Linked DNA regions of Homo sapiens: region 1 is linked to region 2. Evidence: chromatin loops called from intact Hi-C (ENCODE). Cell type or tissue: MCF 10A. All regions are shown on one strand. Links, peaks and the distances in the headings refer to the core of each region. The heading gives the core; the rest is flanking DNA. Region 1 has its middle 30 kb from the start of LINC01832. Region 2 has its middle 7.9 kb from the start of HNMT.

The links. Peaks named below come from ENCODE experiments on the same cell type or tissue, not always from the same donor. Only the 100,000 strongest peaks of a DNase experiment are listed, where the experiment ranks them.
Region 1: it touches region 2 in a loop (2.5-fold over the local background); 19 of 110 quality-filtered maps call a loop at or near these places.

Annotation. Positions count from the first base shown.
Region 1 is chr2:138,063,752-138,080,895 of GRCh38, forward strand. No RefSeq gene overlaps it. Among named protein-coding and RNA genes, the nearest start is that of LINC01832, 30 kb to the right of the region's middle. RefSeq lists an enhancer at 8,319-8,820. In MCF 10A, for the core only: no CTCF peak of the experiment used is centred there; DNase peaks (open chromatin) are centred at 7,780, 8,110 and 8,690.
Region 2 is chr2:137,949,139-137,964,104 of GRCh38, forward strand. No RefSeq gene overlaps it. Among named protein-coding and RNA genes, the nearest start is that of HNMT, 7.9 kb to the right of the region's middle. In MCF 10A, for the core only: no CTCF peak of the experiment used is centred there; a DNase peak (open chromatin) is centred at 8,113.

The sequences.
Region 1 (17,144 bases), core at 4,390-12,389, 110 kb after region 2:
CACACACCATCTCAATAATTCTCTCCACATTATTAACGTTATTTGTATTAAAAACTCATCCTCAGTTTTGGCATTAAGGTGATCCAGCTATTTCATGGCTGTTCTGCATACTAATCAGGTTACAGTTCGAAACAGACACAAACATACCCTCCATTTTGGACAAGAACCCAGACAGCTATTTTGTTTCTCTGCTTGCCAAACAAAATTCACTATATAAATTAACCTTCTTCATTAAAAAAAGGATAATCTTCACCTCGGTGATAAAACATACCAAGTAGGGAAGAAAATATTTTATTGCAAATCTGACTTAAAATAAGAGGTAATAAAACCAATTTCTTCTAAGTCTTCCAAAGCACTGTCTTTTAAAGACTATATCTTGTTCCCTAATTATAAGGTAATTCACGAATATAGTAAAAATATTTGGAAATATAAAACAGAAAGACTATATATAACATATATGAAATATATGTTCTCTTTTAAAAGCTATTTAGACTAAAAAATTACAAAGTAAAGAATAAAAATTAGAAAAAATTTCAAAATCACTCACAATTTCCCCAAGCAAATAAAGTAAGCATTATAAATATAATGCCATAGGAGAATTGCTTATTGCTTTGGTTTTCCAGGTGTTAGGTCTCTGCATCTGTGAATAGAAGAATGGAATGGGGAGTGTCTTCCCATCTGGCTCCATTTGCAATATAAATATTATAATTTTTCTTTGATTACATTATTTTCCAATTTTTGTTTATCCTAAATTTACATATTTTGCTAGTTCTATATTTTCATTTGCATATACTTACAATTGTATTTTAATGATAGTTGGAAGAGGCTACTCACCCCTTTAAATCAGAAATCTATTATTTTTAGGATGGGGAATGCCAATGAATTGATAGTGAGTAAGATCTACTGCCAAAGAGTGTAAGGGTTTCCATAAAGTGTGGGTTGTTAAGGACGCTAGATGCAATTTTTGGCAGAAAAGGCCAAAGTAAAAAATTTCTAAAGGCAAAGAAAAACATGGAGAAAATTGTCCTATAATCATTATACAATAACAGATTCCTCTGTTGGCCACCTCGCAGATTCCTGTGTGAAAAGAGGAGGTAGAGTTGGCCTGCCCATTTAGTCTCATTGGAATCATTCCTCTTTTCTACTTGGTGACATTTGCTTCAGATCATTAGCAACCAAGAAAGCAGTATGTAAGCTGGCAGAAAAATTGAAATGGACACTGTGGTGTATTTTTCCCCCTAAAGATCAAGGTTCAGATACTCAGGGATGTAAAATAGACAAAAAAGCAGTCACCTATGGAAAATATGATGTGAACTTTATCCCAATAATGTAATATTATTTGGTATAGAAATCATCTCCTTCACCTTCAAGAGGAAAGCTTTGAATATAATTTACCTGACTTCTGTGGCTCTTGGTGATAGTTTCTCATGGAGAGGCTTGTAGGTTGGTCTCTGCTAAATGTGCCACTTTTATGGAATCATAAATGGTGCTTTTCTTGAAGAAGGACTAATTTAATCAGAAATAGAATTCTAAACCTCTTAATATTCTATAGGGCTCTTATAAAGTTTGACATTGTAAAATCTGAAATAGCTCACAGAAAATAAAAAAAAAATACTTAGGATTTCAGATAAGAAATGCAACATCTTTATACTTGGGAGAGGGAGAAACCTAGCAGTAGAGCATTGGACAAAATGCCCTATCTCATGCACATCTTGTCTAACCCTGGTTACATCGAATTCTCTACCTACTCTACACCTGCTTCCTAGCAAGATGAGCAGTGGAACTTCCTAAGCAGTTGGACATGGCTAGAGGAAAACCACACAGCCTTATTAACTGGCATCACTTCATTTTTAAGACTGTAAACTTGAAGTTGTCCCATTGTTAGGCTATCCTCATGATACCAGCTGACACTTCAAAGTGCCAGGCTCTGTTTTGAACTCCCAAGCAACTCTATGGTGTAAGTACCATTATTATCTCAGTTTTACAGATCACAAAACTAAGGCACTTAGCTGGATGTTACTTGAGGCCATGATCATAAGTGACCCAGCCAAGACTGGATCGCAGACACTCTGGCCCAACAGTCTGTGACTAGTAAGTAGCACATTATACTGCCTCTGTTGTCATCTCTCATGTTTCTAGTAAACTTGGTTCTCCACTGTTAGAGACCAATATTTACACACATACTTTCTCTTAAAACCTACAAGAATCATTCCCTTTTCTTCATTCTTAATTGATGACCTTGGTTTTATTTCCCTGAAAAAATAAATTATTCAGAAAAGGACACATTCATCTTTCCATCTACCAAGCTCCACGAATTTCTATCCATACACCCTACTCTCTTTCCTGACACAGTGGGTAGGGTAAAACATCCTTATTCAGATAAGGCTGCTGGAAACTGTTCCTCCAAAGTGTACTGATTTCCATTCCCTCTTGTCTGCTCTGGAATTTGGCTCTTACATCAAATTTATTCTTTCTATTGGATAATTCCTATCAGCTTATGTAGTAGAGGCAGTGATGCTACAAAAGATTTTCTTTGCTATCCTACATTTCCCATGGCCTTTGCAGTTACGCAGGTCATGTGACTAGTTTTGACCAATTAGATGTGCATCACTTGCAGGCTAAGAGTGAAAATCCCATTCATTCTTTTCTAGTGTTTCTCTTCTGCTGCAGCAATGAGGTGTCTCCATATTTGAGATACGGAGCAGATATATGACAGATACAAAACAACAGAGCCTCAATCAGACTGTGAACTCGAGAAACTAGGGAGCATAGCCTTCAGCCAACCCTCCTTGAATATATAGCATAAGTGAAAAATAAACCTTTGTTGTAGACCACTGAGATTTATGGTCCAATTTGTTACTGCAGCATAATTTAGCCTATCCTGACCACTAAAGCATGTAAACACATTGTGAAAAAAAAATCTTGATCCTATATCTCCTCCAGCTATCTTCAATTTTTTCTTCTATGTTTAGAAAAAAAAAGAAATGAGTGCATTTTCTATATTCACTCTTCACTTTCTCACCTTCCATTTTCTTTTAACTCTATAATCAGGCTTTTATCCTCACTCATCACTCTTATCAGTGTCACCAGTGCTTTTATTGCAGTAAATTCATCAGTCAGTTCTATGTCCTTGTATTACTCAAACATTCAGAAAGCTCAGAATACTCTCTTTACTTTATTCTCTGTGAAGTTTATTTTTTGCACAGATGGCTCCTCTTCAGTTCTGTTTGCTGGTTTCTTTTTCTATATCCTTCTTTGAATATTGTCCTGCCCCCATTCTTGGTCCTTTGCCCTGTTCTCTCTCTGCCTCCCTCAGCAATCTGCCATTTCCGTGATCTCATATAGAATCTACATGTTGATAATGTCCCAATTTGTATTCCCCATCCAGACCTCTTCCAGACTCCAGACTCATCTCTAACTTACTGTTAGTAGTACTAGCAGTAGTTCACAGGTGCTTAAAACATAACTTGTTCATATCCACATTTTTTTCCACCTCAAATCCCTAAAAGGTCTCTCTCACTATCTTCTTCATCTCAGCCACCAACATTCTACTTGCTGAAGCTCAATCAGGGCCTGTGCTTAAAGGAAGGTAGTACACTGCTCTTCTAGATGCCTAGATATTGAAATGATTCATTCCATAATCTCAAATCTTTCTCTCACCTCAACAGCCCCACATCCAGGTCACTAGAAAGCCCTACTGGGTTTACTCTCAAAATATATCCAAGTCCCGTTACTTTTGTTCACTTTTTCAAATATCACACTTCTCTGAGATAACCATCTCCTTCACAGACTTTAGATATTATCTCAAAACTGTCTGTGTTGCTTCTACTCTTGCCACTCAATAGTTTATTCTCCACACAGTCACCAGAGAGCTCCTTCAAACTACACCTCAGATTCTGTCCCTTCCCCTGCAACACTCTACCACAGTTTCCCATTGCATGGGGGAGGACAGCCCAGCTCTTTGCTGTGGGCTCCCTTGTTCTCTGTGGCTCTCCAACCTAACTCCTGCTTTGCTCCTCCTCACTCCTTCCACTTCAACCACACTAGTTCCTTAAAGTTTTTACAATACCATGAGCTCATTTTCTGCTCCCAGGCCCTTACACCTGCCATCCCCTTCCTTTTGAACACTTCTTTGTCAGAACTTTATACAGCTTGCTCTTTCATATCTTCAGGTCTCTTCTCAAATATCACCTCAGGAAAGCCTCTCCTGACATCTAAAGCAGTCTTACCACTTCCTACATTGCACCTCCTTTAATTTCTTGGTAACATCATGATATGCAAGTATATTTTGGGGGGTTTTTTGAGACAGAGTTTCACTCTGTTGCCCAAGCTTGGGTGCAGTGGTGCAGTCTCGGCTCACTGCAAACTCCACCTCCTGTGTTCAAGCCATTCTCACCCCTCAGCCTCCTAAGTAGCTAGGATTACAGGTGTGTGCCATCACACCCAGCTAATTTTTGTATTTTTATTAGAGATGGAGTTTTGCCATGTTGGCCAGGCTGGCCTTGAACCTCTGACCTCAAGTGATCTGCCCGCCTTGGCCTCACGAAGTCCTGGGATTATAGGTGTAAGCCACCATACCCAGCCTGAAAGTATATTTTTGCATATCCTTCTTTGCCTAACTATTCGGTTTTTGTCTTCCCTACAATAACTTAAATATAAGGAGTTGTCTTGTTTGTCCCTGGATTTCTAGTGCTCTGAATAGAACCTAGCATCTAGTACATGTTCCATGTCTCTCTGTTGAATAAATGAATGATCAACCATACATCCAACTTTGTATATAGTACCTTTGAAATGGTATCATTTTTCTTCAGATTTTAATTCCCAAAGAAAGGGAAAGAGTCAAGCAAAAAATCTCCCTGATATAGAAAAGATCACAAATCATCCCTATCTGAGCAGAGACCAAGTCTACAAGTAGTTCACAAATTGTCTGGGTTTTGGTCAATTTATTTTTTTTTAATTATACTTTAAGTTCTGGGATACATGTGCAGAATGTGCAGGTTTGTTACATAGGTATACATGTGCTATGGTGGTTTGCTGCACCTATCAACCCATCATCTACATTAGGTATTTCTCGTAATGCTATCCCTTCCCTATTCTCCTGCCCCCTACAGGCCCCGGTGTGTGATGTTGCCCTCCCTATGACCAGTGGGGTGTTAAAGTCTCCCACTATTATTGTGTGGGAGTCTAAGTCTCTCTTTATAGGTCTCTAAGAACTTGCTTTATGAATCTGGGTGCTCCTGTATTGGGTGCATATATATTTAGGATAGTTAGCTCTTCCTGTTGTGTTAATCCCTTTACCATTATGTAATGCCCTTCTTTGTCTTTTTTGATCTTTGTTGGTTTAAAGTCTGTTTTATCAGAGACAAGGATTGCAACCCCTGTTCTTTTTTTTTTTTTTTTTTTTTTTTTTTTTTTTTTTTGCTTTCCATTTGCTTGATAAATAGTCCTTCATCCCTTTATTTTGAGCCCATGTGTGTCTTTCCACATGAGATGGGTCTCCTGAATACAGGACACAGATGGGTCTTGACTCTTTATCCAATTTGCCAGTCTGTGTCTTTTAATTGGAACATTTAGCCTGTTTACATTTAAGTTTAATATTGTTACGTGTGAATTTGGTCCTGTCATTGTGATGCTAGCTGGTTATTTTGCCTGTTAGTTGATGCAGTTTCTTCATAGTGTCGATGGTCTTTATAATTTGGTATGTTTTTGTTATGGCTGGTACCAGTTTTTCCTTTCTATATTTAGTGCTTCCTTCAGGAGCTCTTGTAAGGCAGGCCTGGTGGTGACAAAATCCCTCAGCATTTGCTTGTCTGTAAAGGATTTTATTTCTCCTTAGCTTATGAAGCTTAGTTTGGCTGGATATGGAATTCTGGGTTGAAAATTCTTTTCTTTAAGAATGTTGAATATTGGCCCCCACTATTTTCTGGCTTGTAGGGTTTCTGCTGAGAGATCCTCTGTTAGTCTGATGGGCTTCCCTTTGTAGGTAACCCGACCTTTCTTTCTGGCTGCTCTTAACATTTTTTCCTTCATTTCAACCTTGGTGAATCTGATGATTATGTGTCTTGGGGTTGCTCTTCTCAAGGAGTATCTTTGTGGTGTTCTCTGTATTTCCAGAATTTGAATGTTGACCTGTCTTGCTAGGTTGGGGAAGTTCTCCTGGATAATATCCTGGAGAATGTTTTCCAACTTGGTTCCATTCTCCCTGTCACTTTTAGATACACCAATCAAACGTAGGTTTGGTCTTTTCACATAGTCCCATGTTTCTTGGAGGCTTTGTTCATTCCTTTTTGTTCTTTTTTCTCTTGTCTTCATGCTTTATTTCATTAAGTTGATCTTCAATCTTTGATATCCTTTCTTCGACTTGATTGATTCGACTATTGACACTTGTGTATGCTTCACGAAGTTTTCGTGCTGTGTTTTTTAGCTCCATCAGGTCATCTATGTTCTTCTCTAAACTGGTTATTCTAGTTAGCAATTCCTCTAACCTTTTTTCAAGGTTCTTAGCTTCCCTTCATTGGGTTAGATAGAACATGCTCCTTTAGCTGGGAGTAGTTTGTTATTATCCACCTTCTGAAGCCTACTTCTGTCAATTCATCAAACTCATTTGCCGTCCAGTTGTGTTCCCTTGCTGGCGAGGAGTTGTGATCCTTTGGAGGAGAACAGGTGTTCTGGTTTTTGGAATTTTCAGCCTTTTGATGCTGATTTTTTTTCCTCACCTTCGTGGATTTATCTACCTTTGGTCTTTGATGTTGGTGACCTTCAAATGGGGTTTTGGTGTGGACATCGTTTTTGTTGATGTTGACGCTATTCCTTTCTGTTTGTTAGTTTCCCTACTAACAGGCCCCTCTGCTGCAGGTCTGCTGAAGTTTTCTGGAGGTCAATTCCAGACCCTGTTTGTCTGCATGTTACCAGCAGAGGCTGCAGAACAGCAAAGATTGCTGCCTGTTCCTTCCTCTGGAAGCTTCGTCACAGAGGGGAAGCTGCCAGATGCCAGCCAGACCTCTCCTGTATGAGGTATCTTTTGACCTCTGCTGGGAGGTGTCTCCCAGTCAGGAGGCATAGGGGTCAGGGACCCACTTGAGGAGGCAGTCTGTCCCTTAGCAGAGCTTGAGTGCTGTGCTGGGAGATCCGCTGCTCTCTTCAGAACTGGTAGGCAGGAATGTTTAAGTCTGCTGAAGCTGCTCCCACAGCCACCTCTTCCCCCTGTTGCTCTATCCCAGGGAGATGGGAGTTTTATCTGTAAGCTCCTGACTGGGGCTGCTGCCTTTCTTTCAGAGATGCCCTGCCCAGAGAGGAGGAATCTAGAGAGGCAGTCTGGCTACAGCAACTTTGTGGTGCTGAGGTGGGCTCCACCCAGTCCAAACTTCCTGGTGGCTTTGTTTACGCTGTGAGGGGAAAGCTGCCTACTCAAGCCTCAGTAATGGTGGATGCCCCTCCCCACACCAAGCTCGACTGTCCCAGATAGACTTCAGACTGTGTGCTGGCAGTGAGAATTCCAACCAGTGGATTTTAGCATTCCAGGTACCACTAGGGTATGAGAAAAAAGTCCTGCAGCTAGCTGGGTGTCTGCCCAAATGGCCACCCAGTTTTGTGCTTGAAACCCAGGGCCCTGGTGGTGTAGGCACCCAAGGGAATCTCCTGGTCTGTGGGTTGTGAAGACCATGGGAAAAGTGTAGTATCTGGGCCGGAGTGTGCTGTACCTCACGGCACAGTCCCTCAGGGCTTCCCTTGGCTAGGGGAGGGAGTTCCCAACCCCTTGCACTTCCCGGGTGAAGCAACGCCCAACCGTGCTTTGGTTTCCCCTCCATGGGCTGCACCCACTGTCTAACCAGTCCCAGTGAGATGAGCCAGGTACTTCAGTTGGAAATGCAGAAGTCACCTGCCTTCTGCATTGATCTCTCCAGGAGCTGCAGACTGGAGCTGTTCCTATTCTGCCATCTTGCCAGCCACACTGTCAATTCATTTTGTAAAAGTCACCTCCTGAATGTGTAGGTTTTTGCAGTCACTGGATCAGCCATGCAGTCAATGCAATTCAGCCTCAGAAGGGGTAGAGATTGAGTGTTTTTAAACTTTTTTTTTTTTTACCTTCCCAACATGGGCAGTGTTTACTTTGAACAATTTCCAACACAGAAACCACAATTTATGAAAAGCTCTGAGGCATTAACCTTGTTGCATCCCCTTTCTTGCTGTCTGATTTTCTTTTCACCTTCAAGTACTTAAAAAGCACATTTGCCCTTGTTACTAGAAAAACTAATGTTGGGCAATTGATTAGAATCTTTACTAATCTTCGTGTTTCCTGAATTCATATTAACAAAAGAGTGAAAAACCAACGGCCTCATTTGAGGTCATTCCAAATAAAGCCTCATCTTCATCTTCCCATTTGAGCACTCAGTTTAAGAGCAAAACTCATCACGGAGCAGAAAAAAGGGCAAGTTTTAGCTGTTAAGCTTCAGGCTGACTTGATCCGAAATAAATGCTTTGTAATCTCTCTTTAAACAAAAGCTTTAGCTTCTGTAATCCTCTTCTTTATCATTCCTATGGAGCCTCCTGAGGCTGAAACTGCTGTTCACGTCATTTTTATAAACAGCCTAGATCTCTGCCCACAAATTGCATTCCAAGGGTGATGGCAGTGGTGTCAACTTAGCTCAAGGCGCAAGTGTCATGAGTCATGTTTCCCTCCCTTTGGAGACACCTGCCCAAGCAAATCCCAAGCATCCTCTGCTTGTTTTCTCATTGCACAGACGTCCTGTTACTGAGCATCCATTCAGCCAAGAGCCCTAGCTCATTAAAGCATGACTAAGAGACTATTGTGTCTGTCTGCACCTTCTGTTCTTGAAAAGCCTTCCATTTGGTGTGTAAATACTCACTGTGACACATTGCATTCAGGGCTCCATCCAAAGCCTGGTGCCTTTGACAGGGTCCTTCAGTGCCTGTAAATTTCCACTGCCTTTCCTAAAGGAAACAGCAAGGAGGCTTAGGGTCCATGACATCAAACTGATGGTCTTAGGAATGATGATCTAACCAGAATTGAAATGGCTTACACTGGCTGAGTCACCATGGACTTTCAAACAGGTATCTGAAGATACATGTTGATAAAAACCTTCATGTGGAGGCAATGAAAAGCTATACTTCAAATAAATGGCAAAAAATAAAAATAAAAACATAGCTCTGTGCATAAATATTAGAGAGAACATGCACCATTTGCTGCACCTCTTATAGCAGAGCCATGTGTGCTCCTGCCTGAGTGCAACACACATACACCATACACATAAGGACCCTTTCCCAATAGCTACCCTTCTACCTTCTCACAAGCTCAACTTCTAGCTATTTGTATGAGAAAAACAATCTCTGGGTAAATCCTCATAAGACTGACTTGGACTTAGAACTTGGGTCAGACTCATTGCCAAAGTAGAAGCCATAGCTGGGAATAAAGAGATCTGGATTCTTAAGTAGTGCCTAGTTAATGAAAGGGGCATGGGCTATTGAATTAAACAGACCTTGATTTAAATCCCCCATATGTTATTTATTAATTGTGTTAATAAGCAAGTACCTTAAAGTGTGAGTCTCACTTTCCTCTTATATATAAGGCTTCCTGAAAGCATTAACAGTGATGTATATGAACTGGCCAATACAAAGTAAGACCTCAATAAATGGTGGGCACCTTCTTTTATATGCCAGCTTGTATTCTTATTGGACAAGGTATGCAACCTCTTTGGGCCCCAATTTCTTTCTGAAAGAATCAATTCTAGTGCTCAAAGATTCAGAACTTAGTGCTTACACTTTGGGAAGGAGGACTGATGTAAAGAATCAGGATTTTCTGGACAAGTTGATGAATCTCCTCCCTCTCTTTGGTGTCCCTGAATGAGTGATAGATGGATAAAAGTCCAGTGTCCACATATGCACAGATGCTAATAAAATGAGGTGGAATGATGGTAAGGCCTTAAAGTAGAAAGTATGAAACCTCCACTCTTGTCTTGGCTTTCTCTCTTTCCCTTGCTTACTCACTCTATCTCCTTCTCTCTCTCCCTTTCTCCAAATGTCAAATGTAATCTCTGCCTTAAATTTTGTAAAATCATCAACACCCTTGTAAAACAACATACAAACATAAGTTATTATTATTAACTATGTAATCATTGTTGCAGACATACTTTTAAGTCAGTGTCTCCAATCTTCCTTGGCTGTAAACTACATTCAACTCTGTATTTTCCTAGAAAGAGGTACTTGAAGAAAAGATAATGCTCTTAGAGGGCGTTATTTAGCAAATACAGGGTAAAGGAATCATGTATTTTTTGCATTTGGGGAGTTTTCTGAAAGTTCTCTTTTCCACACCCATACTTGATTTGTATTAGACAATTTCATCTCTTACTCAGAAAAAAGGCAGGGTTTCACACTCTGCCTAATGTTGTAAAAGTTTCAAAAAAGCTTTAAAAAATGAGAGTAATTTTGTGAAGATTTTCTTGACTGCTGTTAGAAAAATTAACTTCCTACAAAGGAAACAAATGCAGCTGTACCCAAAATGGCATCATTTTAAAAACTGTGCATGTACAGGGACTCTCTTGATCCCTTATAATAGGTAAAGGATAATAGAATTGAAATGGGATTAATCAGTGTGTATATGTGTATTCTGTTTTGAGTTTATCCACTGGTATTTTTCACTTTCTTTTTTTAAGGTTATCAATCTGTCCTAAAATTGCCTTCAAAAGACATGAATTTGTCTGGCTCAAACATTGGAATTTTCATTCTTTCTCCTACTGATTTTAGTAACTACGGTAACAAACTGATGTCTTTGGCTGCCTTCAGTTCCTCACCTTATGGATATTTCCAAAAAAGGTGCTAACTTTGAGTTAGCAAGGTGCATCTCTAGAGCAACTCTGATAGTAACTAATCATGGAGTAATATCCACTAATATTCCATATTCTATTGGTTAGAAGCAAGTCCCAGGTCCCACTCATGACAGGAGGCAGGGGGTATGAGGGTGGAGTCCACCTTAGAATCTGTCCATCACAATTAGTATAGAAGGCAAAATCTTGGATGGGGTTAAAGGACCCTTCAGGAGCAATCAATACCCTTCAGGAAGGTAAGATTTGAGGTGGTGATAGAGATAATAATGTGGCCAGTCCAGGGATGCTCATACCTGGAACATCATTAAACCCATATTTTAAAAGTATTTGCTCCTTGTTTATCTAGAGAAGAAATGAAGACATTTGAGGGAAGAAAAGAAGAAAAAAAGAATGCTGAAAACAGTAGTCTAGTTTGGATATTTACTAATTTAAATAAATCCTTGCATTTAACTTCCACCTTCTAAAGAAGTAGGTCTAGTGATCATCTGCTGTTACTCAGCTATATTCTCCATGGCCTCCCCATCCTAACCCAGAAGCAGACTATAACATTATTCCTTTTAACTACAAATAATACTCATTCTAAGAGAAATTTTGGTAAATTTAATTTTCTCTCTTTCCATTTCCAGTGATACTACAGCATTGTCTAACCTATCAATTTCTAAGTAAGAGACTATATCCTTAATTGGGCTATGCTTTTATATTCATATGGCAGTCTTTAAACTCAGCAGTGTGAAAGAATTAAGGTGGGTAGTAGCCTTAAATACTATTAGTTTTTTGGTTTTTTTTTTTTTAAACACCACCTAAGACAACTTTTAGCTCCATAGGTCTAGGCTGTTTCAGTGACCCAGAAATCATGCCAAAAGAGTATTAGCTTCATTGTTAATATAGTCATAATAGTTTCCTACTTGTCTCAAATTTAAAACTACCAAGAATTTCCTTTGGTTACAAAACAAATAAATATCCCCTCATCGATATGCATAATATTGTAAAATTATAGTGTGAAAATTATCAACTTGTCTTACTTCATGGCAACAACTTTTTATGGCTCTTTCCTGGGGTTCCCACACAGGCTCTGGTTCCTGGGTCATTTCTCTCCTCCCATATAATTACCATTCCATAAGAGGGGATTATACTCACCCCTCCTTTGACTCCTTACCCTACTGCTATGTGGTATCAGCTTTAGATATTGTTGAAAAATGTTGTGATTTCAATCACAACGTTCTGATAATGACAATTTTATTAGTATGCTAAGACTTCCAGAACAATATACCGCAGACTGGGTAGCTCAAACAATAGAAATATATTTCTCACAGTTCTTGAGGCTGGAAGTCCAGGGTCAAGGTAATAACAAGTTTGGTTTCTCTTGAGACCGCTCTCGTTGGCGAGCAGATGGCCACTATCTTGCTGCGTCCTCACATGGTCTTTCACTTGTATGAGTGCACCACTAATGTCTTTCTCTCTTCTTATGAGAACACCAATCCCACTGGATCAGGGGCCCATCCTTATAATCTCATTTAACTTTCATCACCTCTTTAAAGGTCTTCAAATACAGTCATATTGGGAATTAAGCCTTCAACATATGAATTTGGTGGAAGGGGCACAGTTCAGCCCATAACAACCATCTTGCTAACAAATTTGGTAACAATTATTCAGGCTTTACTTGAATAATGCATTTTATTTCATACTCTTGACAACTCCCTTCTTAAAAAAAACTTCTAATCCCCCTCAGTTTCTACAACAGTATCCTTTCCTGGTTCTGCTTATTTTCTTGGCCACTCCTACTCATTTTCCATCCAAATTTCTCTTCTCACACCTTCCCTAATTGTTGTTAATTTCTATGCTCAGTCCCGAGCCCTGTTCTTACCTCACTTAAAATGATTTCCCTATGGAAATCACGCCACAACTTCAAACATGATCTACTTGCTACAGACACACACTCATAACTCTAGTGTAGACCTTCTCTTGTTCCTGAAATTATATGATTCACTTTGTGCTGAACATCCTGGGACACAGTAGGCATGCAATCTATACTTGTAAATTCATTCACTCATCCATTCTTTCCAAAATTATTCACTGATCACTTGCTAAATAGAAGGCACTGTTTTAAGTGCTTGGGATACATCATTAAACAGAAGAGACCAAGATCCTTGTCCATAGGGAGCTTCCATCCTGGCAGAGGTCAAGCAGTGGTCAATGAACATCCTGAATAAGTGAAGTATACAGCATGTCAGAAGGTGTAAAGTGCTATGAGTAAAGAAAAAGTAGAGCAAAAAAAGGAGGATTAAAGATGGGTCAAGGGGGAAGTTGAAGGATTAGATAGTCAGGGGAAGCTCAATGAAAACGGAATGTTTGAACAACGGTTTAAAGGAAGTGAGAAAATAAATCCAATTGTAACATAGGCATTTCAGATATAATAGGTCTAAAACCTCCTTTCAGCTCGTCTCTTCCCTGAAGTTCCCAATGTGATTGCCATTCATTCTTTTACTAGAGTGACCACATAAATTTGACCGCCAAACTGAAACACACTGGAAAATAAAAGGATGGTACTACAGGCATAATCCTGCCCAGCTCCAGACAAGCTTGAATATACAGATGCATGGGGGACTAGCTGTCACCCAAGACAGAAACTTGCGAGCCATCCTTGCTTTTTCTTTCTCCCTCATCCTTTTTTTTCCCAACTTGTCCCAATAGATCACCAAGCTTTTTGATATGACCTCTAGAATATCTCTTCTCCATTTTTACTACTGCTGTCTTACTTCAGGATCTTAGGATCTCTGACTAGGACAGACACGTGGCCTCAAAAATGCCCCACTGTGTCTCAGTCTGTTCCCTCTCAAATCACTGTCCTGAACATCAGACAGAATCTTCTTAAACACTCATATCTAATCTTGACATTCTCATTTAAATTTTCTGGAGAAAGAGGGGAAGGAAAGGTTTGGATAGAGAACATTTGCAGAGGCTGAGAAGAGCAGGCCCTGGCAGATTCAGGCACCCTCCCTGCTCTGCTGATGCAGAAGCCAACACAGCCTGTGGGTTCCTGCTGCAATCTAGACTGGTGAATACCTTCCCTGAAAGGTAAGAACATGGGGGGAATCAGCCACTTATCTCCAAAATCCACAATTTCCGCAGTTCCAGGTCCAAAACTCAGTGTCTCACTAAGATTAAATGGCCATTATTGTTCTTAAGATTTGGGAAATTAAAAATATATCAGATCTCTCTGTATTTCCTATTTCAGCCCAAATGAATCCAATTAGATTTCACTGCAAACTATAAAATACTCTAGGCCTATTTCCTCTTTAAATTGATTATAAATGTTGATGCTTGTAAGTATAAGTGCAAATTAATCTAGGGAATTCCACGAAATTTTATTTCTTAATTAAGTAATTTAAACTAAATTACTTAACTGAAATGACTACTCTGGCTCCTAAGATTGTTCAAGGTCAGACAAATGTAATCAAATATAATTTAGTTATTTTTCATTTGCCATAACCCTTTTCATCAAACTCATTTCACTGCTTTGGACTTGATAGAAAGAAGAATTTGCACTCTTGAACTCTCCAGAGACTGGGATTAAGATTATGGGAGGCAAGACGAGGTGACAACATTCAGGTCAATTGGAGAAGTTTCTGGAAAACAGAAATGTGGTCTCTATTACACTGAAAAAGAGGCAGGGTGTTAGACTGCCCAGAAATTAAACTTTCTGCTGGTATACGTGTGGCATTGCTCCAGTGAGCACAATCCATTTGGCCAGCCAGATGGACCAGTCCTGGCAGCTTTTCAGTCTCATGCACAAAACATTTCAGCCTGGGAAAGAAAAAAATCCCCAAACAAAAATATAAATAGAGAAGATTCAGCATTGTGGCGAAACAATGGGGAAGACTCATGGTCTCACAAATGAGGTTTCTACAACATTGTCTGTGCATTTCACACATTCTGTTTCTTTTTTTCTTGATTTTTAATAGCTTATTTATCATAGGTGAAGGATGAGATTACTTATCTGAGGCTCCATGCTTTTGGCAGAAAACCTTTATAATGCTCAGTTACTCTCACCTAGAGGGAAGAAGGCAATTTCTAGCCTCTTTCTGTGGAAATATACTAAATAACAGCAACAAAGAACATTGATAATAATCTAAACTGAAAACAATTATTTGAAGATGCAAACTTTTTTACTGTCAACTATCAAAGAGACTCAGGCTAAAAGGATGAACTCACCAAAGATATTATTATTTTTTTCTTATTTAGGAAGACTTAGCCTTTCTTCACTTTCTAACACCATTGAGTCCAATTCAAGTTCCCCATTAGCTTGAATGATAATTATCTTCTGTCAGTCAAGATCTGCATCTGAGTTGAAGTCCATTGATCATCCTTCAGCTGAACTGCCGTGCCTACTCAATAATCATGGCCAGTTTCAATTTCTGAAGTCAAATGCTTACATAAGGAAATGGCATCACTGTAGTCTAACCATGTTTCTTCCTTCCTCACCTGGAGTTCTCTGAGGGAGGGAGAGAGAGAAAGAAATCCATTTTAAACAGTCATCTCAATTTATACTTTTCATAATTATGAACTTTTGAATTTATTCTAAATGTATATTTTAACTCACTAATCAATGGTTTACTGGGGAGAGGGTTAGAAGGTATGAAGTAAGTGAGGAAATGTCGATGTCTTTTACTTACTGAATAGTTTAATCAAACACATTTTATTTTTTGTCTTTAGGTGTATAAATTCAGCCAAAGCTTAAAATATGGTCTTTTCTCCCCTCCTTCCTCCTTTTCCTTCCTTCCTTTCTTCTTTTTGTGTGCCCTTTCTTCTTGCAAAGATTTATTTAGTTCCTACTTTATGCCAGGTACATGCTGGGGAATCTCTGTGACTTACCAATAAAATAAAGCATTTTTGGTGAATTCCAGGTATTATACACAAACTGTCTACATTGCCATTCGCCAATCTTCAAGTTCCTCCATTATTTGCGTATTGATGGGATATCAAGTTTCAGATCAAATATCACAAATAAAAGCTCACAGGTGGAATAATCTCCAATTTTAGATTTTGTTTTGTTTTTAGTTATGGTTGGACCATACTTAGTCTGGCTTGTTTGGAGAACTAGATTCCTTAACCCAATCTCAACAATTCATTCAGAAATATTGGAATTATTTTTTAATTTCAGATGAAGGATAATATAATTTTCTTTTTGTAATATTGTAAAACATATATTTGGTGTTCAATCCTCTTTCCTGGCATACAACTTCTGAAATCCTTAGAAACTCCAAAGTGATGTCTTCTGGTATGCTAATGAGTTGACTGATAATTGACAGCCCCTAGCTGCTTCAGGATGGGGCTGATCCCAGGAAAGACCAAAGCAGAATTAAAGGATTGGAACTTTAATCCCCACTACCAACAACTGGGGAGGAAAGCGGGGTTGAAGGTTAAGTTGATCGCCAGTGGCCAATAGTTGAATCAATTATCCCTATGTAATAAAGCTTCCATAAATACTCAAAAGGACTAGTTTCAGAGAGCTCCTGAATAGCTGAACATATGGAGGCTTACAGGAAGGTGAGCAAGAACTCAAACATGTGCTGGGAGGATGGCACACCCCAACTACACAGGGACAGAAGCTCCTGTGCTTGGGACACTTCCAGACTTTGCCATATGTATCTCCTCATCTGGCTACTTATTTATATCCTTTAAAATATCCTTTGTAATAAACTAATAAATGAGAGTAAGTGTTTCCCTGAGGTTTGTGAGCTACTCCAGCAAATGTAATCATAACCAAGGAGACAGTTGTGAATTTATAGCTGGTCAGTCAGAAGCACAGGAAAAATAACGTGGGGCTTGGGATTGTCATTGGAAGTGAGAAGTAGTCTTGTGGACTGAGCACCCACCTTGTGGGATCTGATGCTAGCCCCAGGTAGATAGTGCTGGAAATTAATTAAGAAAACCCAGCTGGCGTCTGCTGCAGGTTGATTGCTTGCTTGTTGGTGGGGAGAACCCCCCCACACATTTGGTCACAGAAGTCTTCTGTGTTGATTATTGTTGTGATATGAGAACAGAGGAAAAACAGTTTGAGTTTTTTCCCCCATGACTGTCCTTTTGTACGAACTGCCTTTTCAGAAGCAATCCATTCGTTCACATTTTTCTGTCACTTCTGCAACCAGTCCTTTGCCACCATGGGCTCAAGTTCCTGATAAAATTCTCAGAATCCAAGGGAATGTTAAAGTCTCTTTGAGGGGTTATTTCTTTAATTATGTTTTCCACCATAATATGAGCTCTATATGTTTCTCATCTTGCTCTCTCGTAAAGCCTCTGTGA
Region 2 (14,966 bases), core at 4,111-12,110:
CTTTTGATTTTTTTTTTTATGACAAAGCCTATAGGCCCTTGAGGTTTAAAGATTACACATTATAAAATTTCAGCCAGGTACAGTAGCTCATGCCTGTAATCCCAGAGCTGTGGGAGGCTGAGGTGGAAGTATGGTGGGAGGCGACGAGTTCAAGACTAGCCTGGGCAACATTGAGAGACCCCATGTCTAAGAAAATAAAATAAAATAAAATAAAATGTCAGTGTCATATCAGAATTTAACCACAGAGCTGTGGTATAAAACAATGCATCCTCCTGTGACAAGAGCTAGCTGTTTTTACATAGAATAGACTAGCTTAATTCATTCACATCCAGGAAACAAGCTCACCAACTGATTTAAGATTTTATGCTGACTGTAATAGCTATAATAGTTTCATCTTGTATGTACAGAATAATTTATAAAGGCACAAGGTGATACTTATTAGATCATTTGAGCCTCACAGGTGTCATATGAGGTTGACAGAAGAGTGTTACTCATGTTCTATTTTACAGAGAGAAGGATTTAAGTTCAGCAGAAGTAAGGTATTTGTCCAAGATGAGATGACTAAGAAGTGGCATAAATCAGATCTTCACTGGGTCTCCAGGATCCAGGTAACAAATGGAAGCAGGACCAGCTTTGGCTGCTGAGGAGATAGCAGGCAACTGCTAGGACTCTTTACTACTAGATATTCCATGGGAACCTGGAGGACTTGGGGCTGGCAGGTTCTGTCTTGGTATCCAGAGGAAGTCTAGAAAAATTCAAGAAACTTAGTAAAGATAAAATAACTTCTTTCCTGCCACCCACATGTAGTTTCCAAACTTTTTTTTTTTTTTTTGGTGCAGCAGAAATCCTTTTTCATAAGAAAACTAAGTTGATCTGCTCTGGTTGCAGGAGAACCCAGGGAGCTGCTGGCTTGGGTTGACTCTACCCTCTCCACATGGCTCCTGAGAGACCGCAGAATGGAAAGGTTCCAAGAAATACGGTCAGAAAAAAATTGTTTAAAAACACTTGCAGTATTCAGGATCCCTCTTTATAAGCAATAGAAACAGATGCTAGCCCACCTAGGCAGAGAAGGTATTTATTTGAATCCTCTGAGTGGTTTTGCTTCACTCACAGCATCATGGGGAGGCCTGGAGAAGTGGACCTGGTAGCTGCTTGCCGAACAGAAGCCTGAAACAGCACCTGGAATAGGTGTGGTGAGGAAAACTCTGCTTCATGTCTTGTGCTCTACTGGGCCTTGGTGCTTTGAGCCCATCCATATCTCTCCCCCGCGTTACTGAGTAATAGAGGACATGGCAAGCACAGTAGCTAAGAAAAGAGGAAGTAATAGGTGGACAGAGTCACCGGGAGAAAGACAGGAAAAATGAGCAGCCTGAAATATTTCAAGGAATAACTTAAAGAATTGTATTTTTCTGAAGCAATATGGTGACATAGATACATAGTGGCTATTGACTTTGATTCTGAGAATAAATGTTTCCTCTCACAGCCAACATTCCATCATCTATAACTTCTTATCATTCCCCAAGAGCAACAGGCTTTTTTTTTTTTTTTTTTTTTTTTTTTGAGACAGAGCCTTGCTCTGTTGCCCAGTCTGGAGTGCAGTCGAGCGATCTCGGCTCACTGCAACCCCCACCTCCTGGGTTCAAGCAATTCTCCTGCCTCAGCCTCACGAGTAGCTGGGATTACAGGTGTGTGCCATCACACCTGGCTAATTTTTTTATTTTCAGTAGAGATGCGGTTTCACCATATTGGCCAGGCTGGTCTTCAACTCCTGACCACAAGTGATCCACCCGCCTCAGCCTCCCAAAGTGCTGGGATTACAGGCATGAGCCACTGCACCTGGCCTAAAATTTCTTGATGTGTTTATTTTTTAAATGTTTTTAAAATTTCAATAGCTTTTGGGATACAAGTGGGTTTTGGTTACATGGATGATTGTATAGTGGTGAAGTCTGAAATTGCAGTGCATCTGTCACCCGAGTAGTGTACACTGTACCCAATATGTAGTTTTTCAATTTCTCGCCCTCCTCCCACCCTTCCACTTCTGAGTCTCCAATGTCCATTATCCTACTGCATGCCTTTGTGTACCTATAGCTTAGCTCCCACTTATAAGTGAGAACATGTAGTATTTGGTTTTCCATTCCTGAGTTACTTCACTTAGGATAATGACCTCCAGCTCCATTCAAGTTGCTGCAAAAGACATTACTTTGTTCTTTTTTATGGCTGAGTAGTATTCCATGGTGTATATATACCATATTTTCTTTATCCAATCATTGGGAGATAGGCACTTAGGTTGGTTCCATATCTTTGCAATTGTGAATTGTGCTTAATAAACATATGTGTGCAGGTGTGTTTTTGCTATAATGATTTCTTTTCCTTTAAGCAGATACCCAGTAGTGGGATTGCTGGATCAAATGGTAGGCCTACTTTTAGTTCTTTAAGAAATCTCCATACTTTTTTCCATAGAGGTTGTACTAAATTACATTCCCACCAGCAGTGTGTTAGCATTCCTTTTCCACCACATCCACACCAATGTCTGTTGTTTTTTAACTTTTTAAGTTAAAAAACATTCTTGCAGGAGTGAGATGTTATCTCTTGATGCCTTTCTTAATGCCTTCTGCTGCTTGGAAATTCGACCCTGCCACCTACACATTTCTTTCAGAAACTCTTAGCTCAGAGGTTACCCATGGTGAAAAGCATGATTCATACCTCAAGTCAAACTTCCACATCCTAGTCCTGCGACCAGTGGCAATTCACTGTTCTGGGCCATGGTCTCTTCATCTGGAAAATGCGGGCAATGCAGGTTGATGGAGTATTAAAGAAGTTAATTGAAGATGACTATAAACTATAACACAGTTTACAAATATAAGGTATGATTATTATAATATCCTTCTCTTCTTCTCTCTCTTTAGACCCACAGGGTTCTTGCAAAAAATAAAAATAAAAGAGTGAAAGCATGCCCCTCTCCCACCCACACACACTTTCCCTATGATCCTTTTCTATCAGCACATTCTCCTGACTTTTGGAACATTCCTTCTCAGGTCTGAATTCTTTAATCACCATAATTAATCTGAGGCCTTGGTTCTCAAAGTTGGTGTTTTTCTGTTTGTTTTGTTTGTTTGTTTGGTGTGTGTGCAAAGGAAGAGAAGTCAGGAAATCCCAGCAAAATTTAAGGAAGTGGGAAACTGAGGAGAGGTGGGAAGAAGGAATTAGGGAGGTGGAGGGGACAGGTTAAACGTCAAGTCTACTGATAAGCATGTCTAATCTAAAGCGAAACTGACACACTTGTTCAAAGTTTCCAAGTTGACAATGTTCATTTTTTTATTTTTAAAAATTTACATACAGTAAAATCCATTCTTTTTAGTGTACAGTTCTAGGAGTTTTGACAAATGCCACTGAGATGAGAAGTCTTCTCCCAATCGAAAGTCTTTTCTTGATCCAATGTTTCGTGGTCTCAGGGGCTTCAAGAAATGAAGCCATGGACTGCAGCGGCGAGTGTTACAGCTCAATGAGAGAAACACGTGGATCCAAAGAGTGTGCGGCGGCAAGATTTATTAAAGTGAAAGGGAAAGTAAAGCTTCCACGTGGTGGAAGCGGACCTGGAAGGCTTGCCGTTTCTGGCTTGGGTGTCTTATGCTTATATCTCCTTATGATCCCTCCTTTTTTCCTTTTTTAGTCCTGTAGAATTAGCTTATTTTTTATCCACTTGTGGATTGGCGGGCCTGATTAGTTAAAAACATCAGGCTGCAGCTAGAGCTTAAACTCCCTATATGATTGGTTGAAGTTTCAATACCTTAGCTTGCAGCTATGACTCATTTTGGCTTAGGGGCAAGTCCCCTTAGGGAAGTCCCTATTGACCCAGGAAGTCCAGCCAACTTAGCCAATTAGTCCCTCACCACCATTATTTTCAGAATGCAGAATGGTGCTGTCTCTCCATACAAACTCCCTCTTGCTGTTCCTTTGTAGCTCACCCTCCCACAGCCCTTAACCCCTGAAAGTCACTGATCTTCTCTGGTTCTCTCTTGGAATTTAAAAATTTGAAATGAAAATTTTTTACCTGAGCAGCAGATGTGATTTACCTCTTACCTCAGTATTGCCTGTGGTCTGGATTTTTGTCGTATGTACTTATAGTAATAAAGTTTAGAGAAGAGCTGTTGTCTTCAGAGCATTCCTATCATTATTTTGGCAAATGCTCTTCCGTCTGGGTGCTAAAGGAAGGTCCTGAGGGTAGGGAGGATATATTGTGTTTGCAAAAATGAACAAGATCTCATAGAAAGGCCATTTTTAGCACAGAATTGCAACACTGGTCTAAAATTAAAATTGCTTCTCCATGAGAAACAACCTTTATTAAAGTAAGTACAAATTCTTTCAGGAGAATCCCAGATTTGATATAATTTTTAATTAAATTTCTCAAAAGCTGGAGCTCATTTATTCTTCCCTCTGTCTGCCACCTAGCAGCAAGCTGCAACATCCTCTATTCATGGGGATCTTGCTTTGAATTCTAATTTCAAGTTGAGTTTTCATACATAATTTTGGCTCATTCCAAATTTACTGAAATTATTTTCTTGAATATCATCAATATCTACTTTCGGCTCACATTTTCACTATGGAAGTCTCCCTGGATATGGCTATTAAGAAGTTTGAGCTATATCTCCTTTCAATACTGGATTGCAGTTAGTATTTTAAAACAAATTAAACAAAACGAATTCCCCAAACAAATTCAATTCCAATATGCATTAATTTCCTATCCTGACTAGAGATAAAAAGGTGATAAAAATGAAACTTAGAAAAATGATTCTAGCAGCAATATTATGAAAAACATGAGCTTTTCACTGTTTATCTGACTAGTAAAAGACCAAATATGTACTGTGAAAAGTTTTAATCAACTTTGACATTTTGTTCCTGGTCCAAACTGAGGGTCGGGCAGCTATCCCTTGCGCGCCAATAACAAGATGCAGATGAATTGGGGAGAAACAGAGTTTTTATTTCTGTAACCAGTCACAGGGAGAAGGCCTGGATCACCAGACCAACTCAAAATTACAAAGTTTTTCAGAGCTTATATACCTTCTAAGCTATATGTCTACATGTAAGTGTGCATTCATCTAATGTTGTAAGTGAATAACTTCTTTTAATCCGTAACTAAGGCCTAAGTCCTGAAGACCTTCCTCTGGAGCCTCAGTAAATTTACTTCATGTAAATGGGTCCAGGTGCTGGGGTGATTACCCTTATCTTGTCTCCTGCTAAATCATGGAGGTTTGGGGAGTTCCCACAGACCTCCAATAAACTTGTTTGTGGAGGCCTGGGGAGTTGCTTCAGACCCACAGTAAAACTTGTTTAATCCTGAATAGGTTCTGTTAAGAGTTCCTTTGTTATTTTGTCATGTTTTAAGGCCCAGGAAAGGCCTAAGCAAAACTCTTGGTGGGCATTTGTTACATTCCAGCCTTTATATAAGGGTACTGACTTTTAATATTTAACTTAACCACTCAGTCAGTACTGAAACAGTTGTTATGGAGGCCTGCATTAGTGAGACCTGGCCTGTCACAATTTCAACCAGCATTTCATTAGGCACCATAACTAGAAACACAGTATAAAACAGAACATACACTTGTGAGAGGCAAAAATCACTGTACTTTTAAAAATTGTCTTTACTTCCTTTTTTGTTTGTTTTAGTAGTATGGAGTTTTGGAGACAAGATCATCTACAGATCAATTCAGAATTATCAAATAGCAAATTTTCAAAAATTATTGAGTTAATCTCCATAAACCTTCACCATCTTTGACCCAATCTGCATTTCACTGCTGCTAGAACTGGACCAGTGGAAGTATTAATTTGGAGTAGTAGAGCAGAGAGTCTTTAAATACACTTTTGGGAACATTATGCCTCTGTTTTTAACCATGTGTTTATTAACTACAAATTTCAGTTGATGGCACAAAATGTGTGCCAAATTGATAACTCTGGAATGTATTTTACCAGAGATCATCTCTGAGCTACTTGAGCTGACTGACACCCCATGTATAATGTCTGATTATACAACATCCTGGGAGCTACTTCTTCTATAGGCATTGACTATATTTAAAAACAACTGCTTTGGGAGGCCGACGCAGGAGGATTGCTTGAGGCCAGGAGTTCAAGACCAGACTGGGCAACAGAGTGAGACTTCCCAATGCTACAAAAAAAAAAAAAAAAAAAACTTAAAGTAGCCAGGCATGGTGTCTTATGCCTGTAGTCCTAGATACTTGGGAGGCTTAGGCAAGGGGATTGCTTGAGCCCAGGAGTTCAAGGCTGCAGTGTGTGGTGATTGTGCCACTGTACTCCAGCCTGGGTGACTGAGTGAGACCCTGTCTTTAAAGACAACAACAACAACAACAACAACTCTTAGAGTCCTATGTAGGAAATAATAAAATAAACATTGAATTCATATGCATTTTGTTTTTAATTAGCCATATTTATAAACAGACTTTAATTATTTTCTACTGCCTGAGAACATATGGGTAATTACTTTGATCCCCTTATGTTTTCCAAATTGTTAGTGCATCACAATGGTATAATCTATGCTTAGAAATGCAAAGTAGCTTTGAATTTGTATTAGGGAAGGAGGAGCACCAAAGAGTCAGAGAATGAGACACATCGAGTGCCAAATGTCTTACAAATGGCATCCTAATTCAAGCCTGAAATATGAGCCGTGTCTCTGATTAACAGGTGTAAACTCAAGTAGTCTTAGAATTTTAGAACTGGAAATGAATGATGGCATCTAGTTCTCTACATCTGAAGAAATTCAAGGCAACTGAATTAAGTGCTTGCTCAAAGTCACACAGGGAGTTAGTAAGCAGTGTAACATGGAGAGAAGCAGGAGCGGGAGTCGCCCATTAGTCCATCTTCTGACCCCCAGCGAGCACAGGAGGAGAAAGGGACAGACAGCTCTGAAATTCTCAGATCTGAAAAGGAATCCCATCATCATGGGACTCCTAATGACCTCCCATTATCAGGTGCCCGCTGATGAGTTTCCCAAAACCCTGATACATTCCCAAGAAATAGTTTTCAGCCAAATACCCTCATCAAACAAAGTCAGTCTTCTTTAAGAGTTCATGAGTACTAGCTCTCATTGACCTGTAGCTATCACAATAGACACCTTTTGTTTTCACTATTTTATCTGGCATTCAGTGAGTACTTAATACATTCTAGGTATTTTGCTTTATGCTTTTTTTTCTTTTTCTTTTTCCACTCACAACAAATTAATTTACTATAGTAGGCACTTGTTCTGGTTATTGACTGTTTGATGCTAGATACATTTCTGGTCCTTCCCATCCTCTACTAGGTACTTCAAAAAGTTGAATCCTACAAGTTATATCACCCATACTTCCTTGCCAACTGGTTTTCAGCTAGTTTTAGTAAAGTGGGAAAATTGGTAGAGATGAGGGGTCAGGAAGAGGAGACACTGGGTACTTTTGCCCATGTCCTGATGTTTCAGGCAGCATCCTCAAGAGCGCTTGTTCTACCTCCCACTATGCAGCTTGAGCTCCAGAACTTTGGTAACACCTGCTCCTACAGGTGGTACAGGTGGCAAGGGCATCCTGCCTTGAGGACTTGCTCACCTTCCTTGTTTGCTTTTCAGTTCTTCCAACACCTTTATCATGAGCTACCCATATTAAAAATTATCTCTGGAATCCTGGACAGAGATTTTGCCACTTGTATTGAAACCTGACTAATACAGCATTATTGTGTTCATCCCATAAATGAAGGAACTGAAAGTTAAAGATGTCAACCTCACACCAGAGAGTTTATTATATGCCAGGCACTAGGCTGAAAACCTGATACACATTATTTCTTTTAATCCTCACAAATTTTTATGAGGTAGGAATTATTATCTCTATTTCACAGGTGAGAAAATAAGGCTCAGCCAAATCATATTACAAGGCATCTCAGACAGGAGAATGTTCTAGCCCAGGAGAATGTTCTAGTCCTGGGATTTGATAGACTATATTTTTTGGTATATTGAGCAATTTTTTGGTATATTGAGCACATACTTCTTCACCAGATGCCAGAGAAGTTTGCTTACCACAACCCCTCTGTTTATAAAATTCCTTTTACATGAAGCTTTTCCCTTCACCAGATCCCCACCTCCACACTGGTGCTACCCCTTACGGTAGTCACTGAAGATTGCATCATCTGTAACATGGACAGTAAGACAAAAGCTCATTTCATGAATTGTATTATTGGATTTTGGTTTGATTTTTTGTTTTGATAGCTGTCCAGTTCTTGCTAATTTTCCAGGTTCTAAATACTTACTGACCTTTACCTTTGAGAGGAGATCTAGTACTTTCAAGGTGACAAAATTTTTTTTGATTATTAAAAGGAAAGTTAGTTCACAGACTCTTTCTTTTTTGTTGTGCCTTATTCTTTGTTCACATCCTTAAATATTTCAAAATAGCTTTATATCGCTAGAATTTCACTGATTACTCTTTATGTCTTTTAACAGGATTTGTCTGTCCATCTGCTCTCTTCCTTCTCAATTAATTATCCTCCAAGTATTTTGTCTCTATCACAAGATGGTTTGGTTTGTCCCTGATTGGGTATTTTGGGCCTTTCCTTTCTTAAGTTAATTAAAACAAAACTATTATAAACTCCACATTAATAAAGCATAATTGAAACAACTAAGTCATTAATAGTAACAAGATACATGGCATTATTACCAGCTGTGTGACCTTAAGCAACTCACATTGGTAAATTTGCCTAATAACACGATGTCAAGGGGCTGCTTACCCAGAGACTATCTTTAGGTTATCATTTATGATTTATTGACAATCTTTAGATACAGTGGCTCTACTAGCTATGAATATATATACAACTACTTTTAGTTTCACAAGCCCACAAAAATTTATCTTTTTAAAAGATGGAAGGCATTTAACTAGAACTTCAAGAAAACTTAAAGATCATCTCACCTCTCATCTTTCCACATTTTTTTATATATGGAAAAAAAAGTTTAGAGCAGATTTACCTAGTAAGAGGCTAGGCTTGTATAGCATTCCATTTTCTTGCTTCTTATTTCCATATTTATGAGAAACTTATCTAAGTCTCCTGTAGAATGTAAGATTCCTGATGCCTATTATATTTGGCTGAAATTACCAGTCTAATCAAGCTCTAAAATTTTATGTGCTATAATTCCAATCCTTCCTTTGAGACCACACTTGGGTCAATCTTCCTGATAACTTTCAAATAAGCTAGCAGATCAAGTAAATCAACCAATTTGTATAAAATACGTCTTCCTCCATTCTTGTCAAGTGAAAAGAAAATGTGATTCTTTGACCTATTTGACTAAGATATTTTAACAATATTGCTGTTAACATATACCTATGTAGTATGCTACTTAGATGATGGGACATAAGAATAAGAAGCTAGACCAATGAGCATGGTGTTCAGAAGACTAAAGACCAGGATGAATAGAAATATCTGAACAATGCTGTGTAGAAGAAAATGGGTCCTGAAGACTTTGCTACTGTTTTTTCTTCTCTTTTGTTCATTTGTTTATTTTTTGGTATACCACATACAGAAGAAGAAAAATGAAAAAGGGAAAGCCTTTGTTTTTTGACCTAGCACAGATGGTGTTCTATTAAAAGGTGATAGAAAGAACACAGAATTATTCCACTTTCTCTTTGCTTCTATCTTTCTCTTTGCTCCTATATTTTGCTCCAAAACAATCTTCATATTGGAAAGACACAGAGTGGTGAGAGGTAATATGGCATAATTTTTTAAATGAGCCTTGGAATCAAACATTAATTTGGACCGAGGCTCTTCTCTTAGGAGTTATGTGGTCTTAAACTATTTATCTGCTCTGAGTCTCACTTGATGGTGTCAATAGTTCCATCCCCCAGAGTGTTAGAAGTATATAAGGTGCTTTGACACAGTAACAGCTTAATAATTGATATATAATAGGGGATGGATGCCCAAAATAGGTAAGAAAATAAATAAGAATTTTAAATTAGGCAATAATTTAAGGTCTAAAAAAATTACATTTCAATGTGCTGAAAGAACTTATAAAAGTAATACTGATGTCACTGCTGGTAACTTTTGAAAAGTCATGGCAAATGATAGATGTGGTAGATTGTTGCTTCAATTTTCCAAAAAAAAGGGAAAAAAAGATTTTCAAGATTCAGTAATTCCAACCAGCCAGCTAGAAGGAAATTCCAGATGCAGTATGGATTATGAAACAGATATTCTATATGCAATTTTAAAAGGAAGTTGTGATTGCTGAAACCAGCACTTAATCAAACACAAAACATGCTGAAAGCAACAAGATTTCCTCTTTTTTTTTTCTTTTGAGGGGCTGCAAGACTAATCAGAGAAATGTCATCGCCATGATATATTTGCATCTGAAGAGGACATGTGACAAAGGTTTTATGAATCTTTAATATACTAATGTGCATTATGAATATCCAGAGGAAGCTACTGAATTCAGCACTTTTTAAATTATTTGACCATGGAACCCATTTTTTGCAGAGTAAAATCTGAAAGAAGTTGGGTTGGGCATAACTTTGGGAAACACTAGTATATGCCTGGAAAATAAATCTCCACTTTTTATGTAGCTTTGGGGATATTGTGTTTATTTTCAAACATCATCTTTTAAAGGAACCCAGACAAACTAGAATCTTTCCAAAGGAGGGGCCAGAGTAATGAATTATATAATGCTATATTGTAGAATAAATAGTTAGGAACTATAAAAGAGACACCTGGGGAGTAAGGTTGTCCTGACAGTTGATTTCAAGTTTCTTAATGGTTGTTATATGGAGAAAGAACTGGATTACTTCTGTTTAGTTTAAGCAACCAGAAATAGGAGTAGTATCTAAGAATTATAGGGCAGCAGGTTTTGGCTGAATAAAAAATTGTTGTGAGAGTGCTAGTCCTGGGGTTTGACAGACTATAATTCAACAGCAGTCCTGCAGTTTTTGGCTAGGCAGCTTAATCTCTCAGAAACTTGGTTTTCTCATTTGTAATAGGGGGAAGCTGATGGAGGTACCACAAAGAGTAAATCCTACATTAAATTTGAAAAGATCTGTACAATTCCTGGCACATAGTAAGTGCTCAATAAATGGAATTCTGGTGTTATTGGTAACATATAGAGCTACTCAATAATGAAAAGGATGGAGGACATCTGATAGCAGAGAACAACTCAATAGTGTAAATGTTCAAGCATATTCTTAATTATTTAAAAAAGAACTGAAAGTCTACTTCAGGCAACACATCACGGGAAGTAGCTGTGACTCAGTTCCTGTCTTTATGAGCTAAGTCACATGGGGACAAGCAGGGGAGTTAAGGCAAATATATTAAACAACAATAACACAAGGATGAATGCTTGCAAGAATCTCAGAAATTACGAGCGTGAGTGCTGATTATTTTGAGGGAAATATGGAAGGCTATATGAAAGTGGTAGCATATGAAGAATAGAAAATTTTTCAATGGATGCGGTAAGAAAGGAAGCAGCATGTTACAGAAGGGACTATTATGAGGAGATGCTGTAGGCAAAAAAGCACAGGAATGTATCCAGAGAAGCAGCACAGTTTGAAGGGGATATAAATGCAAACTAGAGGTAAATGAGACACAATTCTGGATAATTATTGGGGGGGCTACAGAATGGATCTTGTACTTGACGTGGGGGTCAGTGGGGAGACTAAATATTATGAGAGAAAGAAAAGAGTGTCTTTATCCAAACTTACTTAAAAAAAAACATGAAGTTGACAGTGGCAATAAAATTGGTTAGGATCTGTGTGATTCCTAAAGCAGGAAAGCCAATAAAAAAAAAAACCACACACACTATAGTATAACTGGCCAGCCAAATGCAGAAGGTTGAAACCGCATCCCTTCTTTACACCATATATAAAAATTAACTCAAGATGGATTAAAGACTTAAATATAAAACCCAAAACTATAGAAACTCTGGAAGACAACCTAGGCAATACCATGCAGGACATACACATGGACAAAGATTTCATGACGAAGACACCAAAAGTAATTGCAACAAAAGCAAAAGTTGACAAATGAGATCTAATTACACTAAGGATCTTCTCCACAGCAAAAGAAACTATGAACAGAATAAATAACCTACAGAATGGGAGAAAATTTTTGCAAACTATGCACCTGACAAAGATCTAGTATCCATTATCTATAAGGAACTTAAACAAATTTACAAGAATAAAAAAAAGACATGAAAAAGTGGACAGAGGACATGAATAGACACTTTTCAAAAGAAGACATACATGCAGCCAACAATCATATAAAAAAAAGCTCAACATCACTGATCATTAGAGAAATGCAAATAAAAACTACAATGAGATACCATCTCACACCAGTCACAGTGGCTATTATGAAAAAGTAAAAAAATAACAGGTGCTGGCAAGGTTGTGGAGAAAAGGAAACACTTATACCCTGTTGGTCAGAGTGTAAATTAGTTCAACCATTGTGGAAGACAGTGTGGCGATTCCTCAAAGACCAAAAGACAGAAATCCCATTCAACCCAGCAATCCCATTACTGGGTACATACCCAAAGGAATATAAATTGTTCTGTTATAAAGACACATGCATGTAAATGTTTATTGCAGCACTATATGCAATAACAAAGACATGTAATCAACCTAAATGCTCATCAGTGATAGTCTGGACAAAGAAAATGTGACATATGTATATCATGGAATACTATGCAGCCATAAAAAATATGGGATCATGTCTTTTGTGGGGACAAGGATGGAACTGGAGGCCATTATCCTTAGCAAACTAATGCAGGAACAGAAAACCAAATACTGCATATTATCACTTATAAGTGGGAGCTAAATAATGAGAAAATATGGAAACATTAGATGGGAACAACACACACTGGGGCCTATTGAAGGTGGAGTGTGGGAAGAGGGAGAGAATCAGGAAAAATAACTAATGGGTACTAGGCTTAATACCTGGGTGGTGACATAATCTGTAAAACAAGCCCCAATAAAACATGTTTACCTATGTAACAAATCTGTGCATGTACTCTTGAACTTAATTTTTTTTTAAAAAAAAGCACAATAAGTGAAAAATAAAGAGAATCTCAAGTAAGGTGGAAACAGTGGAGACGGAAAGGAAGTCCTCACTGGGATCCACATGAAGAACTGGCTCTGTTGGAGAATATTTGACAGCAGGCAAGGGAGGTGATGGTCTCAGAAGACCAAGTTTCAGTTAAGGGAGGCCTTAACAGCAGCTTTCCAAGAGAAAGTCATGTCAGGAGTATTCCTCAGCAGAATAGCAAACAGAGACTCTTACTAAACTTTTATTCAATAGATGAATACATTATTGGCCATTTTTGGTTTTGGTTAAAGTGAAACAAAAACAGATAGATGTTACACATGAATGAATGAATGATTTGGGTTGAGCTCTAAAGAGAAAAATGGAAGATGGTAATAGAAGCAAAAGTTTGTCAGAGCCCATCTGAGGAAAGGGAAGGCTGGTTGGATAGAGATGTGAGTAAAGAACCAGCAAAGACCTTATCTAAGGATGAGTGAAGGGCACAGGAGCTAAATCAGGGCTTGGCCAAATAAGGCCTGTGGCCAAACCCAACCCTACCAACCTGATTTGTGCAGCCCATGAGCTACCAATAACTTTTATGTTTTTATATGGTTAAAGTAAATTCAAAGAAGGATAATATTTCATGACATGTGAAAATGATATGAAACTCAAATTTCAATGTCCGTGAATAAAGTGACGACTGTTTTTGTCATTTTATATATATATATTTTTTTTGCAGAGGGACTGGCTTGCACTTTTTAAACATTAGTTATATTATTCTCAGTACAACCCTATAAGATAAAATTCATTCCCATTTTACTGATGAGCAAACTGCAGCTTATGTTTCAGCCAAAGTCAGACAGTTCATTAAGGGCAGAGTCATCCATGGCAATCTGCCTGTCCAGATATTACACTTTCCCCCGGGGTAAAAGCACTGGCTCTAAGAATAGTGAGAACAAAACATACTTATAAAAGGGAGTTGGGGGCTGGGAATGGTGGCTCACGCCTGTAATCCCAGCACTTTGGGAGGCCGAGGCGGGTGGATCACTTGAGATCAGGAGTTCGAGATCAGCCTGGCCAACATGGTGAAACCCTGTCTCTACTAAAAGTACAAAAATTAGCCAGGCGTGGTGGCGGGTGCCTGTAATCCCAGTTATTCGGGAGGCTAAGACAGGAGAATCACTTGAGTCCAGGAAGCGGAGGTTGCAGTGAGTGGAGATCGCACCATTGCACTCCAGGCTGGGCGACAGAGCGATACTCTGTCTCAAAAAAAAAAAGAGAGTTGGGAAGTGTTTTGAATGCTTAGAGGGCAGCTTGGGAACTCAATTAGAAGAAGGGACGGTTTAAGCAGACATATTTCTAAGAGACTTATATGAGTTAACTCATTTGATCCTCAGCACTCCTCCATGAGTTGGATGCTATTATTAACAACCCAATATTAGATAAAGGATGACCTTCTTAAAGACCTCTTCCCAGGAAAAAGACTGTGTGTGGGTACTCTGAAGCTTTGGCTCTTCTGGTGGGGACACCACTGGGTTTCCAAAGGCTCATCCAGCCAAGCGAAGTATCTATGACCTCGTCGTGTTCAGCGCGCTTAGGGAAGGATTCTATGGACTGCACTTTTACCCTGGTGTCCTGCATTCTTGCTCCAAGACTTCTCTTACCACTCTCATTCCCCTAAATGCAGCTTCTGACACCTTCTAGCTACGAGTTCTTGGGCTCCTCCTTCGTGACTTCCTTTTAAGATAATTTCTGAGTTACAACAAATCAGCATTTGAAGAAATGCAGCAGATAAGTTGAAAATTCAAGTGCTGAGGAATGTAAAGGCCCAAAACAATCCCGTAGAAAGCACAGAGGCAGATGACAGTCTTCCGTTAAAGATTTCACTGCTGTAGATTTCTGAGAGTGCTGTGTAGCTGTCCTCTTTATCCTGGTGTTTGCCACTTCGA